Regions from separate parts of the Mus musculus genome. Here region 1 is linked to region 2. A link is a loop called in an ENCODE intact Hi-C map of the cell type or tissue named here. Cell type or tissue: heart. All regions are shown on one strand. Links, peaks and the distances in the headings refer to the core of each region. The heading gives the core; the rest is flanking DNA. Region 1 holds the start of Gm30402 (a long non-coding RNA gene). Region 2 has its middle 25 kb from the start of Gm20750.

What was found. Hi-C counts contacts between places; a loop is a spot of excess contacts. Peaks named below come from ENCODE experiments on the same cell type or tissue, not always from the same donor. Only the 100,000 strongest peaks of a DNase experiment are listed, where the experiment ranks them.
Region 1: it touches region 2 in a loop (2.0-fold over the local background); 3 of 42 quality-filtered maps call a loop at or near these places.

Annotation. Positions count from the first base shown.
Region 1 is chr3:52,950,833-52,959,167 of GRCm38, forward strand. It overlaps Gm30351 (a long non-coding RNA gene), which reads left to right. Exons shown (of 5, transcript XR_375652.4): 4 at 1,976-2,065; 5 at 3,100-3,667. Gm30402 (a long non-coding RNA gene) reads right to left here and starts at 7,060. Exons shown (of 3, transcript XR_867282.1): 1 at 6,816-7,060; 2 at 5,507-6,707; 3 at 5,344-5,373. In heart, for the core only: no CTCF peak of the experiment used is centred there; DNase peaks (open chromatin) are centred at 3,219, 4,009 and 4,999; H3K27ac peaks cover 4,251 bases.
Region 2 is chr3:52,898,298-52,906,632 of GRCm38, forward strand. No RefSeq gene overlaps it. Among named protein-coding and RNA genes, the nearest start is that of Gm20750, 25 kb to the right of the region's middle. In heart, for the core only: no CTCF peak of the experiment used is centred there; no DNase peak of the experiment used is centred there; H3K27ac peaks cover 676 bases.

The DNA.
Region 1 (8,335 bases), core at 137-8,136, 52 kb after region 2:
AGAAAAGATCTCAGTTCTCTTGAAACCATGACAAACCAGCCTGGCTATATTACATAACAGCTCCATTTACTCTTAGCATATAAGCATTGACTTAGCAATAATATAAACTATATGAGCCAGAGAGTCCCATTCGTAAGTTAACTATTTGGGTAAGAAGAAATGCCAGTACAAAGTCAATTAGTCAACAAAGTAAATTTTTTTTAAAAAAAGAGGCATGAAATACTTTATATCCATATACCCAAGAAATACTTTGGATATATGAAAATAACTTGGCTAATTGGCTATGGGGAAAAATTCAAGACTTCTTTCAAGTTGGTTAGCCATAATGACCAAGTTATTTAAGTGATGGGTAGATGAGTAGTGATGCTCAAAATATGTAGGAAAATGGTAGAATCTTGCAAGTCTAGTACAATACAGAAACTACAGCTAGTCCGATCCAATGTCAGCTGTCATGTGTGCTTCAACTGTTCTCAGATAGACTCACTGATGAACAAGCCGCTGGGCTCTTTCTCCCCTCCCCTCCTCCCCTCCCCTCCCCTCCCCTCTTTTCCCCTCCCCTCCTCTCTCTTCCCCTCCCCTCCTCTCCCCTCCTTTCTTCTCTCTTCCCTTCCCTTCTCTTCCTTTGCCTTTCCTCCCCTCCTCACTTTCTCTTTTTTAAACCATTCTCCTCAAAATAGACTCTTCCATATCTTTTGTTTATAACTTCAACCTTTCTCTATGATTGAAAACTACATCAACCAACCAACCAACATCTCCATTTTTAGTTACAAAGATTTTAAGAGAAGAAAAGATTTTTAAAATTACAACTTTTCACATGCTTATTCTCTAATCCTTTCACAGAGATTGTGTAGAATTTTTCTAGCATTGCATTGTGGAAAACACGTCAGAGCAAGATAACAGGGAAGGAACAGCTGTGCAGGCCCTCTCTGTGGCAAAAGCAAGGGAAACATGAATATTTTTACAGAGCAGCTGATTAAAAAAGGAAGTGAAAATCAAGTTTCCAGGAGAGACTGGATATGGACCTAAAAGAATTAACAAAACAGTATTTTCCAGTGTCTGTGCCTTGGAGGGATAAGACTCTAAATTCTCTTGTCCAAACTTGCAAGAACAAATACTCTTGGTAGCGTCAGGTAATGCACACTTAAGACCAAATGAGAATAGCTGGGGATGTGACTCAGTGATAGAGCATTTGCTTGGTGTACATACGCACACACACACATACACACAGACACACACACACACAGAGACACACACACATATACAAATAAGCCACTCTGTAGAAATAATCTATTAATGAGATTAGGCAGCTGAACAATGAGTTTGGTGATGAAGAATTATAAAGATTCAACAACTCATCACATGTACAAACAACCCTGAATAATTAAAAAAAACCACTATTGTGAAACAGGGCATTGGTCCATTCCCACACAACTCTCATGCAAATTTCTGTTTCCTTCACTCTCACACACAAAATCAATCCCCTTAAAGATGCCACCAAAGAGGTAGAGAATGGTCGCAGTGTGAATTTAAAGTTATATGCAAAGTACTTACATCTCTAACAAATGAACATTTTGACCCAACCTTGCCACTGTGACTTTTACATCTTCAAGTCAAACATTTCTTAAAATCAATAGCAAGAAGTAGAAACATAAGGATTAAGAGACGTTACAGTAGGACAGGAGGGGACAAAACAAATGTCAGTTTTAATTTGAGAGGACATTGCCATTACTTCTTTGTAAATGGTCTTTCTGCCCCTTCTGCTTATTGATAAGAAGGGGAGATAAAAATTGGCTAGGCAGCTTTAGGGTAAAAGAGCCCAAAGGAAATAGTTTTAGTTTTGTTTTGTTTTTGTTTTTTGTTTTTCTGTTAACTGAAATCCAGAAAAGCTCTTGGGCCCATGTTGGTAGCTTTATGCTTACTGGAGGCCAGAGATGCCAGGAGGAAGGTCTGGCTTTTCTTTGTCTTTCTTCCTTAGATGGGTACCTCGCTCCTGGAAACCATACTGAAGACCTGGCCACCTAGTGTGGAAACTGGACAGTTCATGATGGCTCCATTTCTTCATCAGGTAAAGCCTTGTTAAGTCCAGGACAGTGGCACTTGAGTGGCACCCACTCCCGGAGACCCCTCTTATGCACCAGAGCTCTGACTTTTTGCTTTGAAGATCCTTACAATAAGGTGCATCTTTCTAAAACTCGCCCACTGTGCTCTGAGAATTTCATTCTTCAAATCCAGGAGACAAGTGCCCAGAAGCCACTCACTCAGGGTGGTGTTGGCGTTGGCTCGGTCATATTGCTGGGAGCTTACTTCTCCCACACCCAAGTTAACCTCACCTAGAGCCAAGAAAGACTGTGTGGTTCTCAGAAATACCTCAGTGTTCTATCAGTTCTGTTCGTACAATGCATCTGCGTGGTGATATTTCACAGGCCCCGCTGACTACCTTCACTTCTTCAAGGCATTCTGATTTTTGCCCCTCAAAACTGCATCACTACAAATGGCTGGCTTTTGCTACTCATTCTCTGGTATCCCTGAGTATTTGATAGTGAACATTACCGGTTTATAATGTCACATTTTAAAATCAGTGGCCCCAAGCGTGGACACGTTATTTGTCCTCTGCATGAGAGTATCTTTGCTGACTGAAGAAACTACCTTTGTAAGGACGGAGAGAATAAGGACGTAAGAGAAAAGAATGACAAAGAAAAATGGCTCAGTAAATGGGACTTTAAGACATCTTTTTAGATCACATGTCCTTTAATTATTTACAGCCAAATCTTCAGAAAGCAACACATTAAAACATCAGTGACAATAACAGCCGACATGTAATGCTGCCAGACACCGTTCAGTGCCAGGTGTACGTCCATTCTCTTAACCTTCACAGCATCCTTGCATTCCCTACCCCTGTGTCTGTCTGTCTGTCTGTCTGTTTCTCTCTGTCTCTCAGTCTGTGTGTCTATCTCTGTCTCTCCCTCTATGTGTGTGTCTGTCTGTCTCTGTCTCTCTCTCTGTCTCTCTGTCTCTGTCTGTCTGCCTGTCTGTCTGTCTCTCTCTCTGTTGACTATCTGCAGAGTTAATCTGAATTTCCTTTTGGCTTATACTTCACAGAATTCCTATCAAATGGAGACTTGTGGATAAGGCAGATGACAAAGCCATCTGGCCACACTCTATATAAAGCCAAGCTTCTGACCAGAGGTTTCCAAGACATCGTCATCACCACCTCCCATCTCTGGAATGGCTCCAGAAGCACAGGTCCTACACAGGTCACAAGAGGATGATGATGATGATGATGATGATGACATCAGCAGAGGCAGTGGCAGCCACAGGGTGGTCCAAACAGGAGCAAACATCAAATATAATTTTCCTGATGGTGGGATTTTCTGCTTTGAAGGGTTCACAATCCTGAGTATTCACAGTGAGAGCTGAAATAAAGTTTTACCCAGGACCATCTGAAGGGACCAGGTAAAGATAGAAGGAGCAGTAGGATTTTCAATCTGTATGGTCTTTAGAAGAGCCACTGCGGTGGGAGAAAACGCTGGGCGTGGCACTTTGAGAAGAGTCCACATAAATGCACCTTCTCTCCAGTTCCCTCCCCAACACAAGGAATTCCACGGGAAGCTTACCTACGGACTGCCAATCCCATCTTTAAATGAATATATGCCCATGGATGAATAACCTTAAGTAAATATATTTTAAAATCTAAAGGGGGGAACTAAGTCAGGCATTTGCTATAAATCTTACTATGTGTCTTAATACCTCTGTGTCCTAAAGCAAAATTGCTGGGAGGTTTCTCTTCTGTAAAATGGGCTAACCCTTATAAGCTTGTTGTGAGAATGACTGCACGCGTAGATGCACACCACTTGATAGAGAATCCAGTTAAACACTAAAGCATTTGGTTAAATGATCTGCTAGCGTCAGTTCCTCCCACATCTGCCAATCCAATTAACCGCATCCTCTTGGCAGAGAGAGGGAGAGTACTGTGCTGAGATCAACCTGACCACCTTGCCTGGAAGGAGGCCCGTGTGCAGTAATCACCCACACACTTTTGCTCGCTCCGCTCCCTTCACCTTTGACCCAGTCTACTCACTCCGGTTCACAGAGTGGTGAGCCAATATCACAAAGAAAAGGGACATTTCCTACCTTTGAAAAGAATGGGCAGAGACCCAGCAGACTTGTGGTGCCTGCCATTTCCCATCTGTAAATTTCTCAAAATACTTTCCAGTAAACGATCTGTTGGGGTTCGCGCATCATGATGAATAACGTTAAATGTCGCAGTCATTGTGTGCCTTCTAAATACAATGGTTTCTTCAGAACATGCAGTTGGTAAATTATGAATGGGAGATGGTTTCCACCAGTCTTCTGTTTGCCACAGAGGCATTATAGAAATGTATCAACTCGTAAAAGCGTCTGCTTGATTCCAACAACAAGTGGACAGCATAGTCATGAGTGTCAAGTTCAGTGTCACCTCCAGAATGTGGAGTCCTTAAGTCAGCGGGCAGAGAGGGCAGAGAGTGGATCTTCCTGAGAGCACTTTCAGAAACCACTCTCACTTTCACTGTTTGAAATGTCACTATCACAAAGTTGAAGGCTACAGGTTCATCGTGAACGGGTCATCCGATCCACCATCCTAGTGGGGTGGGGTCATCTAACCCCTGGACCAACTCCTTACTCCCTGCCCACTCAGAAAAAATGCTGCGGGGCGGGGAGGTTCGGAGGGGGGGGCACTATTGTGAAGAGCCACATGCCTTTCCCCAGTCCTCCCTGTTCATCTTCCATTCGATGCCAGACTTATTTAAACAGGCCCAGCTGGGGCTGTGGCAGCCCTCTTTATCTGCCTTCACATTCTTTCCTCTGCCTATTCATGCTGCTAAGTAGGGCTGGACCGGCTTCCTGAAATCTCGTGGGATGTGGGGGCTTTTCTCCCTGCAGCAGAGCCTCTGAACCTAGTTGTTTTGGGTAACTAATTTCCTCCCTTCTTCTCCCTGGAATACACAGAGCTTCCTTTGCCCAGCGTGATAGCCACCACCCCCCAACCCCCCTTCGCACCACAGAGAAGTTGGGACTGAGGTTGGAACCTCCCAGTGCTCTTGAATTTCCTGCTGTCACGAAGCAGGATTTCCTGACTGGAGATGTATATGGTTGAGGCACAACGTGGCTCTATCCTGACCTCAGCATCCTCCTCCTCCTCACTGTACAATATATCATATTTATGTCCCACGGTGATGAGCTCTGCCCTTCAGTCTTCACTTTGAAATATCATTTCCTTCATTCCTCTAGGCTGAACAAACCACAGAGTCCTTCGTCCTCTACCTACCCTTAACCCTGGTTTTGATTCTAGAAGTGTTTCTTTTCGTGTGCTTTGATCTGTAATTGGAAGGATTTCTGTAAGTTAAAAAAAAAAAAAGTTTAAATAACTAAGGAAGAAAATATTGCATGAAGCTTAGTCCTGCTAAAATTTCCTCTTCTATTAAAAAACAGCAAATAACTAAAAAAATAAAAAGATTGGTAGAAATACCTAAAAGTGTATGCGCTCTTTTGTTCTGTTCTCTTTTGTAAGTGCCGCTGCATATCCTGACAACGCCCAGATGTTTCCTAGACACAGTCTTTCCAGCCTTGCTGTTGGGGCCGAGCCTCAGAAGGGCCCGTCAGTCAGTTACCTTCATTGCTGCAGCGTGGCACCCACGCTCTCATCAAGGAGCACGGCTCAGAGATGCCCATACCAGAGTCACAGGCTGAAGCGGTTGCACTTGGTCAAGAGCAATGCCGCTAGCTTGAGGCTGGGCTTCCCTCCAAGCTCAGCTGGGTCGGAGCAGTGCACCAAGTTCACTCCTCCACCGGGCAACGCTCACTCCGGAGTTCCTGCAAGTGAATGGGCCAGAGTTCTACGTGTTGAAGACAACTCTTGTTCTTAAGCACATCTATAGACACCAGAGCGCCCTCAAGGGGAACCTAAACACTGGGGGCTCCCGAGCCACCTGCCTCAGCAGATGCCCGTGGTGGTGGGGCCAATTTTGAGACCCCAGTTCTGTCCTCTTAAAGAACTTATTTGGGTAGCCCTCCAATCGTCCCTTGTATCTCTTGGTCTTCACTAAGAACCTTATCTTCATCCAAACAGGTTTTCTTAACTTTGATCCTAAGGGAATAAGGGTTTGGAAATCTCCCCGAGGGTATCCAGGCATTGGCTTCCAAGAGACTAACACCTTCCACTAATTCCAACTCACTAAATGGCCTCCTTGTTCTAGATGAGGAATTCCCTGTGCGCACCCTGCTGAATCCGATGCTCACGGCATCCGGTGCAGAATGAATTTCTGTATAAGCCAATAGGATGGATCTGCTGCTCCTTGGTCATCTTGCCTTTCCAGGTAGCATGAGGCTACTCTAACTCACAGTTGGATTTTCCCCAACGATTCCATCCTTTATTGATAAAATTGCCAGCTGTCGCTCATAGCTCTTCTCTTTATCTGTGGTCTCTGTTACAAATACCCGAGATAAACCAACTTGCAGGAAGGAGGAGGGGCTTATTCCGGGTGGTGTTTCCAGAGGCTTCCATGAATGGTTCTGTAGTGTTCTTGCTCTGGGCATTTGGTCACATCCCATAACACACCATGGTGGAAGCATACAACAGAAGAAGCAGCCAGGGTCCCTAGACTCTCTTCAGAGGCACTTGGCTCCTTCTACTAGGTATGATTTAAAGGCCTATGGTCTCCAAGCACCACCTGTGGTAATTAACAGCACATGGTAAACAGGGAGATACTCAATGGCACCTCCTTAGCATCTGCCTCCCTTGAAAGTTCCTCTCCAAGCCAGTCCATCTCTAAACGTACCCAGAGTCCTGACGGCTCCAACACTGAAAAGTCCGAGTGCAAAGTCTCCTCAGGGGGACAAAGAAAATCCTTAGCTCTTAGCCCCTGAAAAAAAAAAATCAGTAGAGCAGGTTATAAACTTTCCCTACAAGGCAGATCAAATGTCTCCATTCCAGAGGTCCCCAATAGAGGTATAAACACCACCACAGAAGAAATACTGAAGAATATTGTTTCAAGTCTGTCACACGGGCTACAGGAAGGCAAGTTGTGAGCTCCAAAGGGCTTTGGAAGCACAGCCTTTGTGGGCTTGCTCTGCATGCGCATACCCCTTGGGTTGGCATCCTTCCATGATCCTGGTGTCTCCAAGTGCCTGAGGTCTGCCGTGAAGCCTTGGCTTCACTCTCACAGGCTAGCTATGCATCTCCCTGTGAGAGCTGCGTGCAGACGTTGCCCCGTGGCACACTGGCAGGGCAAGCCTCTGTGAGCCCCATACCTGTGCTTCTAAAGTTAGCATCACATGGACTTTAATGAAGGCCTGCCAGTGGTTAGAGTTGCACCAGAGCCCCTGGACCATGTCTAGATGAAGTTCTACATTCTTCAACTGCTAACCAGAGGGAAGTGAGTCGTAAGGACAAGGCGCCCTGAGACCGTCAAACTAAAATATTTTAAATGAGTTTAATTTTTTTAGACCTCTGAGAGCCGGTCATGGGTATGTTCTTGAGGAATTTTGAGTTGCCCACAAGTCCTCTTTTGTATTGTTCTAAACTTACTGCTATTAATTTTTATTGTGACACTAGCCTGGAATGTCACATGACTTTCTTTTGGGGGGTAAACTGCACCATTTTCAGATCTTCCCTTTGGCTGTTTCCTCTTCACTTTTCCTACCTATTTGACTAAAAGCAATGTGCATGTGTAGCCTGAATTTCCTACTGTCTTGATTTTTTTCTTTCTACCATGACATTCAGCCTTACGCAGCACAGACAGAATGCAGTCAAGTTCTTTGCCAGTGTGTAGGAAGGAGGGACTCTAGTGCAGTCTCCAAGAGGCCCTCCTCCGACTGTTCGGAATGAGCATAGCCTCTATGTTCACACTTCTCTCAGCATTTTCCATTTATTTTAGAAAAGCCAGCCTAAAACACTCTTATTGCAATGATAAAACTCGAAACTTATATGTGGTACAGGGATCGGGAAACAAAAGCAGCAAAGGGCGAGAAGGAGCTAAAGGAGGGAAAGCCAAGGTCAGCAAAGGAGGGAAAGCCAAGGTCAGCAGCCGTCAAGGATCGAAACCCTGGAGATGATGACGCAGTGGCTGTCAACATCACTTCTCAGAGAACACTCTAGGGTTTGTCTTGATGGCTAGGCTTTTACCCGCTCATTACAAATTGTGCTTCCAAACTTAAACCCAATGTGCCTTAAACTCAGGAAACAGCTTGGGTAGGTACAAGATTACAAAGTCCTGAAAATCCACCAGAAACAAAACAAAACAAACAAACAAACAAAAAACCCACCACAGTATGGGGAAAAACTAAGCCAGGTCACAAA
Region 2 (8,335 bases), core at 205-8,204:
GTGTGTTCTTCCATAACTTCTCCACATACAGGCAACTTTGTTTTACAACAATTAGGTACACAAGGCACTATAACCTACTGATTATAATCTACTGACTTGATTTTACATAATAGCACGTGAACATTTTCTCTTCTTAACTAATTCTCTTCCACAACATAACTTATGGTGAACAAAGGTTAACTCAACGATACGTTTTACTATAAAATTTTGACTTTTAAGAGCCATATACTTCATCCATTTTTTTTTTATGACTTCATCCTAACTTTTATTGTTAGGATTCTAGTGTCTAAGGGAATTATTTTAGAAAAGATTTTATTTTATTTTTAATGGTGTATGTAAGTGATATTGTGTGAGTGAGTGATTTTGTGTGTAAGTGTGTGACTGACTGTGTGTGCGTGAACACACACACGCATGCACACATGCTCAAGTGTGAGTGTGCTGTGTTCAGAGGTCAGAAGAGGGAAGTGAATTTTTTTTTTTTTTGGTATTTCTTAGCCATTTTTATTCCTTCTCTTGAGAACTCTCTGCACAGATCTCTAGCCCATTTTTTTTCTTTTATTGAATATTTTCTTTATTTACATTTCAAATGTTATCCACTTTCCAGGTTTCCCCTCTGAAAAATCCCTATGCCACCCCCTTTCCCCTGCTTCCCCCACCCACTCACCCACTCTTGCCTTCCCACCCTGGCATTCCCCTACACTGGGGCATCGAACCCACTCAGGCCCAAGGGCTGCTGGGAGGTGGATCTTTTACAAGCAGCTGTGACTCACCTGATGCTGGCGCTCATGCATCCTCTGCAAGAGAAGTACTTGCTCTTTATGGCTGAGTAATCCACCTAGCTTCCAAAAATATATTTTAAATAAATATTAAGTGTTTAAAGTCAATATTGCCAAATTTTACCTTGGCAAGATGAATTTATAGTTCTGACACCATTTTTGCTTGTTCCCAATAGACACCGGTTTTATCAATTTTTAATCTTTACTAATTGACAAAGGGGAAGCAGTATCTTATTTTTGCTTTTAATTCAAAATTGTTTGCATGATGGTAGAAGTAAATATTATTGGTCATGACCATGTCTGTGTTGAGAAGTGCCTATTCATGATATTTTTATTTTCATTCTGATGTGTTAATCTATCTTTGGTTTTTAAAGATTTATTATATGTAATTGCAATATTCCTTCTGTTATATATGTAACAAATACTTTTCTAGTGCTCTGACTTTAATATGTTTAGACAATTTATTTATATGTTTATTTTTTATTTATTTAATATGTTTAGACAAATTCTTCTTTTTTTCTGACCTGTGTACAATACAGGTATCATGTTTATGGAGTCATTTTCTATCCCCAAGATTATGCAAACATTAATGTATTAACATAAAAAGTTCCTAATGATTTTTGATGATGGCGTCTCTTGCATTTCTATTCTGATAGCAAGATTTTACTGCTTATTCATATGCCTTTTCTGCTTTCTTATTAATTTCCTATTCTATTCACACCCAGGCATTCAATTGGCCCTGCCCGGCCTCTTTCTTTCTCTGCTCTTCTATTTTTAGATATTATGCTTTTAAAAGATTCTGGCACCGATGCTGTGTGTCTCATTTCTATAATGGCATAATATCTTCCTAGGTGATTCTCTTTTCTTAACTCAGCCTGATTATTTTATCTGAAAAATAAATAATTCATACACCTTTGATACAGAGAGACTCATTTACATGTCTGCCATAATGCTTCAATGTTTAAAATCAATTCAAAAACAATCAGGATGTTTGGGTAGCCTAAATTGATTGCTCCAAGGCAAAATTTGAGAATACTGAGATGTATGTTAAGTTCAATTTTGCCAAAATGTCCATTCTCTCTTATTTTGTTTTTCGGGTACACTGGAAAGGAATATATCTTGGCTTTGTGTCCCCTCTTGCCCAGTCTCAGAGTTTTCGGAATTAGTTACAGTATAATTGTTTCTAAGAGTGGCCCCCAAATGAGGAAAGTGTGATTAAGTAGTGTTTCTCTTAGATGAAGGCCTTTTAATTCTTATGCTTGTAGTAGTACGATTCGAAGGGGGAAACCCCCACGAGCACTGTGAAACAGCTCTACTCTATTCCAGAGTAAAGAGACCTATATGTACCAGGTTTCCAAAGAGCCTAAGGAAAAACAGGATGGGCGTGCAGGTCGGGGTAACTAGGGCTTTCAGATAAAAATCTCTTCATTAACCCTATTTTGTGACGAACTCAAGAATCAAGTTTATGCTCATTTATACTGTAATCTTATTAGTTCAGTCAATCAACCAACAAACATTACATGCTTAGTAACACAAAGTATTGTTCTAGACATTTTGCATTGAGCAAGAGAGCAAAGCCCCTAGGAAGCAAAGATTCAAGTGGCACAGATTAATCATTGAGGCTGGCAACAGACTATTGCAATAGTACTCGATGAAATATGAAGTTATTTAATTGATTAAAGAGTCAACTTATTGAACAAAATATTTACTTCATGAAAACTAAGCAGGATGGAATAAAAGACCAGGGACAAGAATTTTGAGATTCAGGGAGAATACCATGTTAGATAGAAGTCTACATTCGTCATAGGCCACTCGTAGAGAAAATTCTCCAAGCTAGTTGTTACTCTCTCTCTCTCTCTCTCTCTCTCTCTCTGTGTGTGTGTGTGTATGTGTGTCTGTCTGTCTGTCTGTCTGTCTGCCTGCCTATCTAATGTTCACTAAAGGAAAGATGGTGGGCATATTCTGTGTGTGTTCTGTTGGAAGAGATTGTGTAAGTGGGCCAACTCTTTTCTGCTTCTTCAGGTTAAAAACAAACCATCAAACAAAAACAAAAACAAAAAACTCCCAAAACCCCAGGAACTCTGAGTTCTCTTCATTACCTTCTTCCCCACCCATTCCTACTCACCTCCCAACTCCAACTCATCATCAGTATATTTTAGCTTTGACCTGAACATAGTTCCTGAATGCGCCCTCTGCCCTACTGCTACTACAGGCATTTTGGGCTAAGCCGAGTGTACAGTTTCCAAGCTTGACCCCACCCCCTTTTCTAGCTTACTTTTTGCAATGTGTTTTCCACAGCTAGTCAAAGAAAAATGTTTTAAGGTAAATCAGATTAACCCTCTCTGCTTGAACCTTGTTCTGGCTTCTCCCAGCCCTTCTGTGAAATCACACTTTCCCATGGTCATGAAGCTCTCACAGGATCTTCTAGAACGTTTTTTGTTGTTTGTTTGTTTAGTTTGGCTTTTGTTTTTTTGATTTTTGGTTTTTTGTTGCTTTGTTTTGGTGTTTGGGTTTTTGTTGTTGTTGTTGTTGTTTCTTTTTTTTCTCTCTCAACACATACCCTGCATGGTGTTCTGGTCTTGCTGTCTTCCTCTGGACTCTTCCAACAAGCCCAGCTCGCTCTAACTTCAGAGGCCCTGTTTGTGCTGCTGGGGTCAGCCCTCTATAACTGACTACTTAGAAGATAGAAGTATCTCTATCTTTATACTTGAGCTCCAGGATGCTCTTAGAAAACTGCGATGTGGCTAGCCTACTCATTATCACTCTGGGTACAGTAGATACAGTGGACTGGCCAGGCTCTGTGCTCTTAAACTAACAAGAGCAGGATGAGAAGGAGGTCTACAGGGACAAAGAGAAGGAAGAAAATAAAGAGGGGAATCCATACTCTTGTTCCACAAACTTTCTCTTCAAATTTCCGTCAAGCCACTCAGCTGAATGAGCAGAAGGGAAATGTGGACCACACTACAGACATTCTAGTGGTCACCCAGTGGTCAGGTGTCCACTGGCAGCTGGAACAGAAATCAAAGAACATAAAAGAGCAGAGGACATCGTGTCTTGATCACTCCAGTTAAATGTAGATATGGTCACTGAAATGTCCTCCCCTAAAATTGTCCACACTATGTTAATCTTAATGTATAAACCTCTGGTAACAAAAACATCCGGACTCCACGGCCTTAAACAATGAGGAGAACCTGCAGGCTCATAACAGTTTACTTGTATAGTAGCTTTAGAGTTAGCTAGTGCAAAGGCTCCTGATTGTATCAGGGACTCATTCTCTCCTTCCGTTTGGCCTGGCTCAGCACGGGTTTGTCTTTAAGTTAACTTCGCAGCAGTGACTGGCTGCCACAGCTCTAGGCATCTCACTCAGACCCCTCAAAGACCACTGAAAGAAGCAGCCACTGTTCTCTGTGGTTTTGTTTTTAATAAATAAAGAAGCCTTTGTTGGAATCCTTTATCCAGTTTTCCTTACTGTTTAATCAGCTAGAAATAACATCCAAGCAAATGATTAGATACTATTCCATTGTATAATACTGTATGCAATTTACCCTTCAAGTAGGCTTAGGCTTATTTCCCTGGAAAACGGATGCCTGCTACCAAGGAGCCAGGAGATGAACGGGTTTTGAGCTGTCAACTAACAGGAACTGCCACACACATCCTTCCTATATTCTTTGCCTGTTCTTACTTTCCCTTGTTTGGGCTTAGTTCAGGATAGCAGTAGGGGTTGGAGTTATTAATCTGAAGACAACTCCATATCGACGACACTGACATTGAGTGAGGAAGAAAGGAAGAGCCAGAGAGCATGCCTGGGGCATTCCAGTGCATAGAGATCAGAGGCATCAGTTGGAACCTCAGAGAAGACAGGAGGATGAATGGGGAGTGTGGCAGCTTGGAGTAGGTGGTATGCTATATCCTGTATAGTTCAAAGGATATGATGTTTGAACTGCTGCAACCCTGAGGTCCTTAGGTTAGGAGATGAAAACACACACATTATTGGAGTAAGCTTGAGAAAGAACAGAACAGGAGGCAAAATGGAGACACCCAGCCAACTCTACTAAGAGTTGTGACATGAAGGGTAGCAAGGAAGTGCCACAGAACAGGCACCTAAAGGAAACCCTCTCCAAGGTCGGGAAAAACATACACTACTCAAGAAAGGGGAGAGAGAACTGCAGGGCAGAGCCCTTGAACAGAACTCAGGAATGGAATTTAAGTTCTACCTGCGAGTTCGGAGGTTCATCTTGACAAGGAGCCAAGACCCCACACTCCATTTAAAAGAAGGAATCATATACTACCTGTCTCATGCGCAAAGCCAGTCAGATGTCATAAAGGTACTTATGAGTGTTTGGTGTTGACCGCTTCTAATCGTCTCAACTAAATGGTAAGGAAGACATTAGTTGAGAGTGAAATAGGGGAGAAAATATCCACAGAGAGAAAAAAAGTTTGAGGCAAGTAATAAAGAATGAATGTGAAAACTAGAATGGGCTAAAAAAAAATACTGGATAGTTTCTTTATTTGCCTGTTGCTGTACATAAAATTCTAGGTTAAAACCTAGAATGAACTTAAATGGCTTATAATATGCAATGATAACTAATCTGAGTTTATGAGGTACCAGATAAACAAGTCACTGTACCCCGTCAAAACCTGGAAACCCACTACAAAACAGAGGGTGACTTCTGCGAGTTCATCTAAACTACAGTCCCAGCTCTGACATTATTGGCCATTGAGTGTCTTCATCTAAGATACTCAGGCAGCTGGATATATTGATGGTAACAAACTAGGTCATGTTGGCATTATCTATTCTAGGGTGATACGGACTTTAACACTGTCAGGTGCATGTCACCTCTCCACGGGCCACAGCTGTGTATGAATTGGTCACTTAATACATAGCATAGTGGTTGGGACAATGGTTGTAAGTACCAGCTACTCTGGAGCTCTGACTCCTCCTCTTGTGGTATGGCTTGAATCAGCCACAAACTCATTGTGTCTGTCCTCTCATCTGTAAATCAGGACAAAAGTAAAGTTGTTATGTGTCCTACTGAATGAAGCAATCAAGTAAAGACTTCAAGACTTTGCTGGCGCACAGTAAACACTCATAAATATTAACTGCTTTTTATGATCATTAGTCATTGTTCAAAACTAAGAGGTTCCTGGAACTGGTTGCTAAGAAGAGTAAATCAAGGGCTGGCCCCGCCCAGCTGTAGACTAGGATGGCAGTCCCCAGGGTGTGTCATTCCTCCTTTAGTCTGAGGAAAATTATTTTGCACCAGGCTTTCAACAAAACTCTGTTAAATGAAAATAAGAACAATGAATTGTCTACGAAGGCACACACTATCTTTATGTAGCTTTATCTGCAAATGTTGATATTAACTTCTATCTGAGGGTGGTCCATCACATGGAAATTAACATAATTTAGTTCCTCGGTGCTAGAGACTGAGCCTCATCTTGGTTCAGCTTCACATGTCCAGGTCTTTGGCTGGGCTGACTTCCCTTCCTCCTCGCACTGTCTCTGGAAGCCACAGGGCCTCCTGAATCTTCTCTTCTGCCTCAGGAGGATGACACCATCACGCCTTGATACTCACAAATCTCCCTTTCCACAGGCTGCTCTCCAGTCTCGCCGAGTTTCTTCAAGGATGGCGCCATATAAACGTCCTTTCCTTTGGATCAGGGTCCTGTCATAATCTCAGCACTCACTCACTTTCCATGTCTTCAACTGAATTCCCTTGTGTACATGGTCTCCGAGCAGCCTGCCCTCTCTGTCAAGCCCCCTTCAGTACTTTATTGGCTTTCATTTATAATCATCTCTTTCGCACATTGTTCATTATTTCTTGCTCACTATAATATCCTAAAACTCTTGTGCAATGGCCAATACATAAAATGAAATAACCAACTACGAATGAGCCCACATTATCTATGCTACCTCCAAGGGTCCTTTCAATTACATAGCCACCAGAGTTTTCAGATATGGCTTCTTTTTCTTCTTCTTCTTCTTCTTCTTCTTCTTCTTCTTCTTCTTCTTCTTCTTCTTCTTCTTCTTCTTCTTCTTCTTCTTCTTCTTCTCCTCCTCCTCCTCCTCCTCCTCCTCCTCCTCCTCCTCCTCCTCCTCCTCCTCCTCCTCCTCCTTCTTCTTCTTCTTCTTCTTCTTCTTCTTTTTTTCATCAAAAGAAGAAAACTACACGCAATTATTCAACTCTAGTTACTTATTTGTATGCTGATACTTGGAGGGGGGAGTTTACATTGATATCTTTTAGAAACTAAGATGGACTCAGAATGGATGTTACTGTGGAGACATGCACAGGTCCACAATATGGGATAGGGAAACTAAAAAGCGTCCATCAACTCTCTGTGACAGAGTTGTGGATGTTTATTGTGAAAGCTTTTCCTTTGGTTTGGGAACCTTCACAATAAAGTGATTAGGAATAGAAGGGTGGCTGAGAGTGATTAAATGACCATCCTGATATTACGCTCTGAAGCTGGGCTGAGACCCAAATCCAAGTCCAAATCTGATCCAAGTTCCCATGCCTAAGCGGGCCATTTAAGAAGAATCATTATTGTTCCGTGTTTAAACAAAGGCGCTAGTACCAGAAAGCCCTAAATCCTGGCTAACCAGCTCTGCACACTGGCTCTTCCATAAAAGGGATGCTGCTTCAGAGGAGAACGCATTTCCATCTCTCAGATTCCTCTCTGGGAGTATCACCCCCTTCATCTTGGTCCCTTCGGGGTGTTTGACATTTATCGTAATGGTGCCGCTTTGCTCCAAGAGCACTTTCGGGTTTTAAAAATACTTCACATATTCTCAGTGATGGCAAACCTTTGTCCTTTTAAAAGATCCAAAAATTACTTGAAGCCCAGTCAGGTGAATAAAATCCGAGGTTTACAGTACCTACCTTGGGTACAGATATCAAGGATGTTTGTGTTTGTTTGGCTTGTTTTATACTTTTGAATGAGACAGACCTATAGACTAACAAAGCCTTTCTTCCTAGTGTGACAGAGATTGCCATCCCTATAGCCTTTCCAGGGCCTGTGTAGGGCTCTTGTGAATTATCCATCATGGCCCTTGCCAACCCTTGTGGAAGCAACATGCCTAACAACTGTCTCCTTTAGTGTCTGGAACTCCACAGGGCAGGGACCTTCCATGCATTCTCGCTCTTCCTAACCTGACACTGCGCTTTAACTTAGGAATAATAGCTTAGTCAAAATGTGCCTTCATGAGTGAACTGGCTGTTCCTATCAGTTCACATGGAGCACTGAGCCTGGCCACCGGCTCTTGAGTTTGTGACCCGATGCCTCTACTATCATATGCTTTTTGTAGTGCTTCATGTTCCAGACTATAAAGACTGGAAAAGCACAGAACCACGTTACCCTAACATTTTCTGTGGATTTCCTTCCTTCCTTCCTTCCTTCCTTCCTTCCTTCCTTCCTTCCTTCCTTCCTCCCTCCCTCCCTCCCTCCCTCCCTCCCTCCCCCCTCTCACTCTCTCTCTCTTTGACTTTTAATTGTCATAAATAAGTTTTGGCTACATCCTTTAATTTTTAAAGTATACAATTTCATGTTTTACGATGAAA